Linked DNA regions of Homo sapiens: region 2 is linked to region 1. The links are chromatin contacts, found by Hi-C or POLR2A ChIA-PET in ENCODE. All regions are on one chromosome and are shown on one strand. The core of a region is the stretch at or near the end of the contact, and the rest is flanking DNA. Distances in the headings are between cores, read along the strand shown. Region 1 overlaps LOC107985960 (a long non-coding RNA gene). Region 2 overlaps LOC107985960 (a long non-coding RNA gene).

Region 1 (5,285 bases), core at 1,747-4,246:
ATTGCAGTGAGCCAAGATCGCGCCACTGCACTCCAGCCTGGGCAACAGAGCAAGACTCCGTCTCAAAAAAAAAAAAAGATTCTGCTAAAAAGACTTTTGCAGTTGGAAATAGAATTCTACTAAACATGCAAAGACCTTAACACAGATCCTACACAAAGAAATTGAGTTAAACATGCTCAGATCTCAAAAAGAAACCTAGAAATGGAATAATGTGTTATCAGAGCACACATTAAATGTGTTCTTAGAAGCACACTTTGTAAATTCTAAACAGTCCACAGTGTAGGAGAATGTGGCAATAATGGTCTTATTAAAGCAGAATCAAGCACTGGACCCAAGGACCACTGTTCAACTGGTGAAAAATCCTTCCTCTTTGGATTCTTCCCCTTGGATCCTATAGACCAGAGTATTCTCAGTTCTGACACCAACTTTGCCATGTACACTGTAGGCATCATAGCAAATCCTAGCTAAAATAGTGTTATATCCATTACTGGCACATTTCTCTCATTTCAAAATGATATTCCTGATTATTTATAAAATCTTCTGGTGAAGATTTCTACAGTATACCTTATAAGGTATGTATAGGATGCACCCTGCTACTGAGCTACCTAAATCCCTCCACATTGTTCACATTTCTCGGAATGGCTGTAAACTGTTTCTCCACTGGCTGTAATGACAAAGGGAAAGAAGTATTTCTTCTTCCCAATCTCATGACATTGTAACAAGCTCCCAATCTTTTCTCATTATCTGCACCAACCATTCCAAGATCCTTCTTTCCTATAAATTCTTAAAGGAGAAAACAAAAAGGAGAACATTTTTTAAATAGCTACAAAGGAGAAAAAAATCAAACATATTAATATTTCTGGGAGGTTTAATGTTCCCGTGGGAAGAAGGTCAGATAAACAAGGTGGGTGGAGTGGGAGGTGAGGCCCAGAGTAGAACAGTCCAGGCCACGTTATGTCGCCTCTGGTGGAAGCCCTTGAAGGAGGCAGCAAGAGGGTTGCAGACCTGAAAATCAGAGCTAGAGAAGTTTATCAGGCACCCTGAAGCCATCTGGGCACCAGCAGAACCCACACTCTCGGAACACTGCTGCATGCTGAGCCCAGCCAATTGCAGCCCAGCCTGCACCACAACCACCTGCCCTCTGCTCGGCACAGCTCTCCAGCAAAGGGTCTGGGCAGAAGGCTTTGCACTTGTGGTGTGTGCAATGCTTATTTCTTCAACCAGAAAAGTCTTTCTGAGCTTTGTTGAGGGCATCAGATCTCCCTCCGTCGCGCTTATTTTTCAATATAAATGTATAAATGGTGCTTCTATAACAGGATGCCAAGAAGCCCAGAGTCCAGAGAATCTCCTGGGCCCTAAAACCCGGGCTGGCCCAGGCCCTTCAGTTTAGCCTTGAGTCCTGGGTCCAGTCGTGTGCACTGATTGATCAAGGGCCAGTAGTCCATGGTGAAAGAAGGATCTCAAGGCAGAGTTAAGCTCTCCCTCAGAGACCTTGCTACAGCCACACTTAAAACCAGCTCTAGGCAGCTGTGTCCCTGGAGATCCTCTCCCTGGCCGGGCACTACATCCCATTCCATTTCTGTCCTGCCATTCTTTGAGGCCAGGGGAAGACCTGCCTCTCTATAAAGCCTCTCTTGACCACCCCCACGGGAGGCTCTCACTTCTATCGCCCTTCAATCGCTGCGACTGTTACTGTGGACACTGTCTCCTCAGCAAGAGCGTGAGGCACTCAGCTCCTTGGTCTCTTCTCGCATGAAGCATGCTGCTGACATGTGGGAGACACCAGGGCTGTTGAATCAAGAGAGACCGTGTTGTTCCATCCTCCCCTAGACACCACAGTCCAATTCCCGAAAGGACCCAATGTTTCCTGTAGCTGATCACAGGTAGCTGAGTGCCCAGAGGATGGTAAAATAATTTCCATTAAGTATGGACTTCCAGTAAGGATGGACTTACTGCAGTCCATATGGGGTCAAACTCTGAATATGAGCAAGTCTTGCTTCCTTAGTCTCCCTCCCTCCTTTCACCCTCAGCCTTGTTCATGCCTACCGACCTCATCACCAGCATCACCAAGACCTCACAGCCATGAGGTCCCTGAAGTCTGCCCTTTGTTCTGGGAAAGTGGCATAAAATTTTTTTTTTTTTTTTTTGAGACGAAGTCTTGCCTTGTCACCCAAGCTGGAGTGCAGTGGCGTGATCTCAGCTCACTGCAATCTCTGCCTCCGGGGTTCAAGCAATTCTCCTGCCTCAGCCTCCTGAGCTGAGATTACAGGCACTCTCCATCATGCCCGGCTAATTTTTGTATTTTTAGTAGAAACGGGGTTTTACGACGTTGGCCAGGCTGGTCTCAAACTCCTGATCTCAGGCGATCCACCCACCTCGGCCTCCCAAAGTGCTGGGATTACAGGTGTAAGCCACCACGCCCAGCCAATTCTTTTTTCCAAGTAAAGCCCTCATTAGAAAAACAAACGTCTCGCCTGCTCATATTATAACATTTCACAGCATAATTTTGGTATATTTTTATGCTTTTAAAACCTCTTCCCACCAAGGATGAAGAAGAGGTGGAGCAAAGTGAGTGAAGAGATGGATATTTCTGTTACAAACAGGCAAGTTAATGCCTCTCAGAAACGACTGAAGGGGCCTGAAAGGCCTGGAAGAGTAAATGGACCTCCCTAAAGGTACCAGGTCTCCCAGAAGGCAGTGGCCATAGGCCAGCCACTCACAAGGGCCTGGCACTATACAACTGGCCCTGAGCCCATGCAGGGCAGGAACCGGAGGGATCCTCTCCCCCTCGGTATCAAGGTAGGAGCCAATTTGTAGGCAGCCACTTGGGCTCCATTGGGCCACTGAGTACCTTGTCTCACCCATATGTTTTCCCTTTCCTTACAAAGCTGTTTCCTCAGAGGGTTCAGTGAGGAAACTCCTGAATAAACAGAGAGCATGCTGTTGGCCCAAGTTCTCTGAGGTGCACCCCAGGGACACAACCCTGGGCTGAGCCTACTTCCAGGCCTCTTGCCAGCCCTCCTGCCAGTCACAACTGTTGTTTCCATGAAGTAGCTTCTTTCATCTCCACTTACTTCACCCTCTGAAGGAAAAGCTTATGTCTCCAAACAGCAAGGCAGAAGAAATCTCTGAGGCAGATGTCTACCAAAGGTGCTGCAGCCCTCTGCCCTCTCTTCCAGAAGGCCCTCCCCAGCGACAGAACAATGGCTCCAATCATGCCAGGGAGCTCCACAGGCCTCCAGGCTGCCTTCCTTTCAGTGTCTGTTTAGTTCAAGGGCCTCGTCTTGTGTGAGGGGTGTGGGGTGGGCAAAAAGCTGCTGACATGAAAGGCCACAGAGGCACAGACATGGCTGTTATCTCTATTTTACAGATGGTAAAGCTAAGGCTCAGAGATCATATAGCTGAGAATGGACAGAACCAGAAGTCCAGCCCATGTTTGTCTGATTTGAAATCCCAGATCTTAACCATGACCCTCTGTCCATGGTGGACCGTTTGGATACATGGGGCCAGTGCCACAAACCAGGTTCATCGTGTGGACAGGAAGGGCCCTGCCAAACTCAAGGATTGGCTCAAGAAATAAATGGGCTGCACCTCAGAAAGGGGGCCAGGGAAAGTGGGTTTTGGTGGCAGCAGATGACCCCATTCTTTGCCAATATTATCATTGCTGTTTTGCTCTTGAGTTTCAGAAATTCAAGAAATAGTAGACAATGTCTACCACTTGCTGGTGCAATCTTGAGCAATTTACCTACTCTCTGCATGCCTCATTTTTCCTCATCTGTAAAATGGAAATATTAAGAGCCCCTATCTCATAGGGTGGTTGTGAGGATCAAGTGAGTTAATATGTGCAAACACCCAGAACAGTGCCTGGCACTTGGTAAGCACTGTATATTGCTGATGAGATCACCACCATCCCCATCTTCATCCACATTACCATCACCTTGGTCTAACACCTCCCTCATATCTCTCCAGGCATTATCAAGCCCTCTTGCTTATTGCTCCCAGAGCTGTTAATGACACCTTTAATAGAGTCCTCATCACTTTGTATCGATGCACTGAATATGAGAAGGATCATAATTTTCCATCTCTGTATCTCCAGTGCCTTCTACAGTGCCTAGCATATAGTCGGTATGCAATAAATGTGTCGAGTACATGCAACATGGTACTTAATTCTAAAAATATGGCTTTCAGACAAGTCACAAAGCCTATTTTTTTTTTCTTTTTGAGACAGGGTCTCACTCTGTCGCACAGGCTAGAGTACAGTGGCACGATCATAGCTCACTGCAGCCTCAAAGTCCTGGGCTCAATCTATCATCTCGCCTCAGCTCCCTGAGCAGCTGGGACTATAGGAGCATACCACCACACCCACGTTTTTCTTTTTCTTTTTTTAAATAGAGATGAGTTCTCCCTATGGTGCCCAGACTGGTCTTGAACTCCTGGGCTCAAGCTTCGGCCTCCCAAAATTGTGAGCCACCACATTTTGCCAAGGTCATCTGATTTTTATAAGATTTAAAAATATGTCTCCCCAGACATACAGATAAGAAGTACACACGATAATATGTGACAATAAAATTGAAAGGGTTTGAAATTGTCAAGTAGGCCAGGCGTGGTGGTTCATACCTGTAATCCCAGCACTTGGGAGGCCAAAGCAGGAGATCACTTGAGCCCAGGAGTTTGAAATTAGCATGGGAAACATGCTAATTTTTGTATGTTTAGAAACCCTGTTTCTACAAAAAAAAAATTTAAAATTAGCAGGGCATGGTGGTGTGTACCTATAGCCTCAGATACTTGGGAGGCTGAGGTGGGAGGATCTGTTTGAGCCCAGGAGTTCAAGGCTGCAGTGAGCCAGGATCAGGCTACGGCACTCTAGCTTGGGCCACAGAGCAAGACTCTATCTCAAAAATAAATAAACAAATAAATAAGTAAAAATAAATAATAAATTGTGAAGTGTTGAAGACGTAAGAAATTTCCATTGTGATAATCATTGTATCAAATAATACTAACAAACCCCATCTGAGGTCCTGATGACCTAGAGATCCTCTCCCTCTTCAGCATTTAAAGACTCAGAAGTAGATATGGTTCCTGAGAAATAGCCCCATGAATGTTGCCCTAAATAAAACACTTTTCCAGGCTGGAGGCAGTGGCTCATGCCTATAATCCCAGCACTTTGGGAGGCCAAGGCAGGTGGATCGCTTGAGTTCAGGAGTTTGAGACCAGCCTGGGAAACGTGGCAAAACCCTGTCTCTACAAAAAATACAAAAATTAGCCAGGCATGGTAGGAGGATACT
Region 2 (5,285 bases), core at 1,702-4,201, 46 kb before region 1:
GCACCCATGCTAAGCTGAGTCCCTTTGGTGATGGGCTATGCATGAGGCCACAGGATTTGGAGAACTGAGCTTGGCCATGAGCACCAGCCAATGACCCCACACTAGGGGATTAGGGAAGTGAGGCAGGCAAGATGGAAGCAAGGGGAATGGGCTAACCCCGGGCAAACTTTATAGCCACATGCCAGCCAAGCCTACCTGCACTCATTCTTCCTATGTTAAAATCTTTATAGGGATCCTACACACTCATCTGTTTCTATAGTTTTGCATATTGGGTAGTCTAACTTTATTCCTTGGTGGATTCCCTTTAGAAAAATCCAATTTTATCTTAGATTTATGTCACACTGTCTGTTTTGGCTACTTCGGTGCTGGTGACAGATTCCAGGAACCAGCTAGCCTTGTCCCACCTCTTAGTCAGGGTGTATGAAGGGCAGGGGGTGGTGGTGGGAAGCAACAAGAACACCAGCTCATATTGTATAGCATGGCCTCATATTTTATCACATTTAACCCTTACAACACTGTAAAATAAATATGATGGCCCCTATTTTACAAATGAGGAAACTAAATATAGAGATTTAGAGAAATAAATAGACCACAGATTCCAGGTAAAGCCCAGGGGCATTGGGTCTGATAATGAGGTGAAACCAGAAGGAGGTATTATAGGTTGAATTTGTGTTCCCCACAAAAAGACATATTGAAGCCCTAACCCCTGCTCCCTAGAATGTGATCTTATTTGGAGACAGGGTCTTTACAGATGTCATCAAATTACAATGAGGTCATTAAAGTGAGCCCTAATCCAATATGACTGGTGCCCTTATAAAAAGGGGGAATTTACTCCGGGCGCAGTGGCTCACACCTATAATCCCAGCACTTTGGGAGGCCGAGGCAGGCAGATCACAAGGTTGGGAGACCGAGGCGAGGCCATCCTGGCTAACACAGTGAAACCCCATCTCTAACAAAAATACAAAAAATTAGCCACACATGATGGTGGGCGACCGTAGTCCCAGCTACTCGGGAGGCTGAGGCAGGAGAATCGCTTGAACCCGGGAGGCAGAGTTTGCAGTGAGCCGAGATGGCACCACTGCACTCCAGCCTGGGCAACAGAATGAGACTCTGTCTCAAAAAAAAAAAAAAAAAAAAGGTGGTGGTAGAATTTGGACACGGAGATCAACACCCATAGAGGGAAGACAATGTGAAGAGGCCCTGGGAGAAGGAGAGAGGTGTGGAGCAGATCCTTCCTGCACAGCCCTTGGGAGGAACCAATGCTCCTGCACCTTGATCTTCACCCTCCAGCCTGCAGCACTGTGAGGTAAAAACCTTCTGTTGTTTAAGCCACCCAGTTTGTGGCGTTTTGTCACGGCAGCCCTAGAAAACTAATGCAGGAGGGAAAGAATGGTGGGAATGTGGACACGGATCCTCCATCTTGGGAAGGGCAGGATGTGGACATCGTTGGGGAAACTTCCCAGCCTCCCAGCCACAGGGCTCAGCTCGGATCACCAGCCAGCACCCTGAGGGAGACTGCACAGGTGGCTCTGAGTTTCACATGGATGAAACGGTTGCCACCCTGGGAGGGAACTCCAGCTTGAGTGACAGCCCCAGGAGCCCCCTTGTACCTGAAAGGTGCTGGCCATTGTGGGCACAAGGACATAAAAGTGAACTGCATGAGGGAGGGGTGGGTGTGCTGGCGCAGACTTGACCGTGCATCTTGGCCTCCTGCCCTATGACTCCATCCCTTCCCTCACTCCAACTGCCTGGGATCACTTCCCAAATAAACTGGCATGAAATGCGGCTATTCTGAATTGAGCTGTGCTAGAAATAAAAAATATGCACCACGTTTCAAAGAATGAACAAAGAACACAAAATCCCTCCTCATATTAGTTTTCCAGGGCTGCTGCAACAACCACAAATTCGGTAATTTAAAATGATAAAAGCTTATTCTCTCCCAGTTCTGGAGGCCAGAAGTCTGAAACCAAGATGTTAACAGAGCCTCCTAATTCTTGGACGCCCCCAGGAATTCCCTGGCTTGTGGCTGCATAATTCCCATCTCTGCCTCTGTCTGCACTTGGCCTTTACCTCTCTGTCTCTGTATTTCCTCCTCTTCTCTTATAGGGACACTTGTCATTGGACTTAGGGCCCACTCTGATAATCCAGGATGATGTCACCTTGAGATCCTAAATTTAATTACATCTGCAAAGACCCTTCTTCCAAATAAGGTCACATTCACTGGTTCCAGGGGTTAGGACATGGACACAACTTTTGAAGGACCACATTTCAACCCATTATACTCCTTAACATATATATATATATTTTATGTTGACCACATGTCACATTAGTTTACTAGGACTGCCATAACGAAATACCACTGATTGGCTGGCTTAAACAACAGGAATATATTTTCTCACATTTTGATTATGTTGGGTTAAATGCAATCTACTATTTACTCTTGAATTAAAAAGGAAGGCTGGGGGCATCTTAAACACTCCTTCACAAATTTGCCCAGGGTCTACCCTTATGTTTCCCATTGCCCGCTCTCCTCCCCAAACCCTGACCAGGGCAAGGGCTGTTAATGGGAAAACTTGGGATCTGGGTTTCTGGGCAGTTTTGAGGAGCACCTGGAAAAAGGAAGCTAGGGAGAAGGTCCTGGTGCTGTTATTACTGAGGAGCTTTCCAGGACAGAAAAAGGATACCTAATAACTTGAATGTAAGTACATGTTGTGCAACCACGACTTCACTCCAAATGCACCCTGTATCTGCACGTCTTGAGTGAAGTCTACCACACACCCACATGTCTTATATGAGCAGTTTCCTTAAAGAAATCAAGGAAAGAGTCTGGTTGGCATGGGCTGAAGAGGAGAGCAGCCAGAGGTGGGGTGTGTGTGAGCCCAAGGCCAGCTGGAGGAGGCCTTGGAACCACAAGTGGCCATGAAAGCCCTGAAGCTTTGCAAAGATCTTTGGGAGGAGGCCTCCGACTTCCCACAGGATGTGTGACAGGGGCTCGAGTTAATTTTATTTTAAATCTCAAAGGACAGGGTGACGTCAACTGACATCTGGGTTGCACTTGTTATCAAGGAGTTGAAATGAAGACAGAGGAGGCATGCTTATCAGATTTGTGGAGGACAGGAAGCTGAAAGGAACAGCAAACACCCAATTACAATCCCCAAAAGTCTCAACAAGCTAGAATGCCAGCCTGAATTTAATAAGAGAAAACTTAATAAGGATGAGGGAATGTCCTGCACTTGAGAAAAATAAATAAATAAACCAAAATAAAACAAACTGTCCATGCAAAACACATGAAAATGGGTCAGGGGTTTAACTCAGATGAGGGCACCTGAAAAGCTGAATTTGAAGCTGTTCTGATAGAAAAATGAGATGCAAAGGAGGGAATAGGTAATCAGTTCCATTTTTCCTGGTTAGACCCCTGGAATATCAACTTCAGGTCTGCCTACCGTCCAGTTAGAAGGATGCAAACCAGAGTGCATTCAGAGAATAAATGGCTAGCGTGATTCACACAACCCCGGACTGCATAATGTAGGAATAGTGCTGTTTAGCTGGAGAAGACAAGAGTATTAGTCCATTTTGCATTGCTAAAAAGGGATACGTGAAACCAGGTAATTTATAAGGAAAGAAGATTTATTTTGGCTCGCAGTTTTGCAGACTGTACAAGAAGGATGGCACCAGCATCTGCCTCTGGAGTGAGGGCCTCAGGAAGCTTACAATCATGGTGAAAGGCAAACAGGGAACGGGTGTGTCACATGGTGAGGAGAAAGCAAGACAGAGGAGGAAATCCCAGACTCTTTTTAACAATCAAATCTCACATGAAGGGAAGGCATTGCCACTGGGAGGGCACACCAAGCTGTTCATGAGGGATCCGCCCCCATGAAGCAAATACCTCCCACCAGGCTCCACCATGACCTCCAACATTCGGGATCACATGTCAACATGAGATTTGGAGGGGACAAACATCCAAACCATATCAATAAGCTTCAGAGTGACTCAAGAATTCTCTATAAACATCTACAATTCTCCTGCATGGAGAAAGACTGGGCTTGTCATGTCTGGCTCTGAGGAGTGAACTCAGGACAGTGAGTGGATACTTCAGGGAGAAATTGGAGTAATGTATAATGAAGAAACCCGATGTGCCCATTAGTATTGATTTAACTGTAAGTAACAGAAAACCTGATTAATAATGACTTAACCAAAGAAAAATTTTTGCCACTTAAAAAGAAGCCTAGAAGTAACCTGTGGTTAAGGCTCTCCAACCTTCTTCTCCACCATCCTCAGTGTTGGCCTCATCCTTCTGTCTGTGGCCTCATGGTCACAAGATGGCTGCTGAAGTTCTAACAGCACAAGTCTGCACTCAAAGTGAGGGAGGAGGGTGACAGCGAGAGGGTAGCCAAGGTAGCAAAGAGGACCTTTTCCTTAATGGTGCTATCATTTTGTCAGAAAAGAAAATAACTGGGCCAGGCAAAGCAGCAGCTCATGCCTGTAATCCTATCCCTTTGGGAGCCCAGGGTGGGTGGATCACCTGAGCCCAGGAGTTCAAGACCAGCCTGGGCAACATGGCAGAAACTTGTCTCTACACACAATACAAAAATTAACCAAGTGTGGTGGCGAGCGCCTGTAGTCCCAGCTACCGGGGAGGCTAAGGTGGAAGGATTACTTGAGTCTAACACTTCAAGGTTGCAGTAAGCTGTGATTGGGCCAGTGCACTCCAGCCTGGGCAACAATGGGATCCTGTCTCAAAAGAAAAAAAGAAAAGAAAATAATTTCTCAGATGTCCTTGTATATTTCATTGGCCACACTGGGTTATATGGCCAGTTCTGGCTGCAAGAGAGGCTAGAAAAAAACTATCTGCTTTTCCAGCCTATACAATAGAAGATTAGCAAGGATAAGGAGATGGCTTTTCAGTTGCCCCCAACAGTGTCTACCACAACAAAGTTACCTGTGATTCAACCCACAGATTAGCTTAGTCTTTTTTTTTTTTTTTTGAGACAGGATCTCACTGTGTTGCCCAGGCTGGAATGCAATGGCATGACCAAAGCTCACTGCAGCCTCAGACTCTTGGGCTCCAGTGATCCTCCCACCTCAGCCTCCCAATGCCACGTGCCATGATGCCTGGCCAATTTTTTAATTTTTTGTAAATGTGGGGTCTTGCTTTTTTGCCCAGGCTGGTCTTCAACTCCTGGTCTCAAATGATCCTCCTGCCTCATCCTCCCAAAATGCTGGGATTACGGGCATGAGCCACCACATCCAGCCTGGCTTAGTCTTTCTAATGCAAATATACATAT

Evidence for each region. Hi-C counts contacts between places; a loop is a spot of excess contacts on that map. ChIA-PET counts read pairs that join two places held with the same protein, here RNA polymerase II (POLR2A). Pooled maps may share reads with other maps.
Region 2: a map of GM18951 shows a loop between it and region 1 (2.7-fold over the local background). The contact joins two enhancer-like sites. A Hi-C loop is called at or near these places in 1 of 168 maps with a recorded cell type or tissue (GM18951) and 2 of 50 pooled maps. POLR2A ChIA-PET finds 5 or more read pairs at or near these places in 5 of 52 experiments (AG04449, CD8-positive, alpha-beta memory T cell, H1 and 2 more).

Annotation. Positions count from the first base shown.
Region 1 is chr2:172,309,747-172,315,031 of GRCh38, reverse strand. The region is part of intron 3 of LOC107985960 (a long non-coding RNA gene); the gene reads right to left. Among named protein-coding and RNA genes, the nearest start is that of ITGA6, 120 kb to the left of the region's middle. RefSeq lists an enhancer at 1-150. Within about 2 kb of position 2,996, at least 4 of the 41 ENCODE cell types and tissues checked have a DNase peak (open chromatin) inside an H3K27ac peak, as active enhancers do.
Region 2 is chr2:172,355,340-172,360,624 of GRCh38, reverse strand. The region is part of intron 4 of LOC107985960 (a long non-coding RNA gene); the gene reads right to left. Among named protein-coding and RNA genes, the nearest start is that of ITGA6, 70 kb to the left of the region's middle. Within about 2 kb of position 2,951, at least 3 of the 41 ENCODE cell types and tissues checked have a DNase peak (open chromatin) inside an H3K27ac peak, as active enhancers do.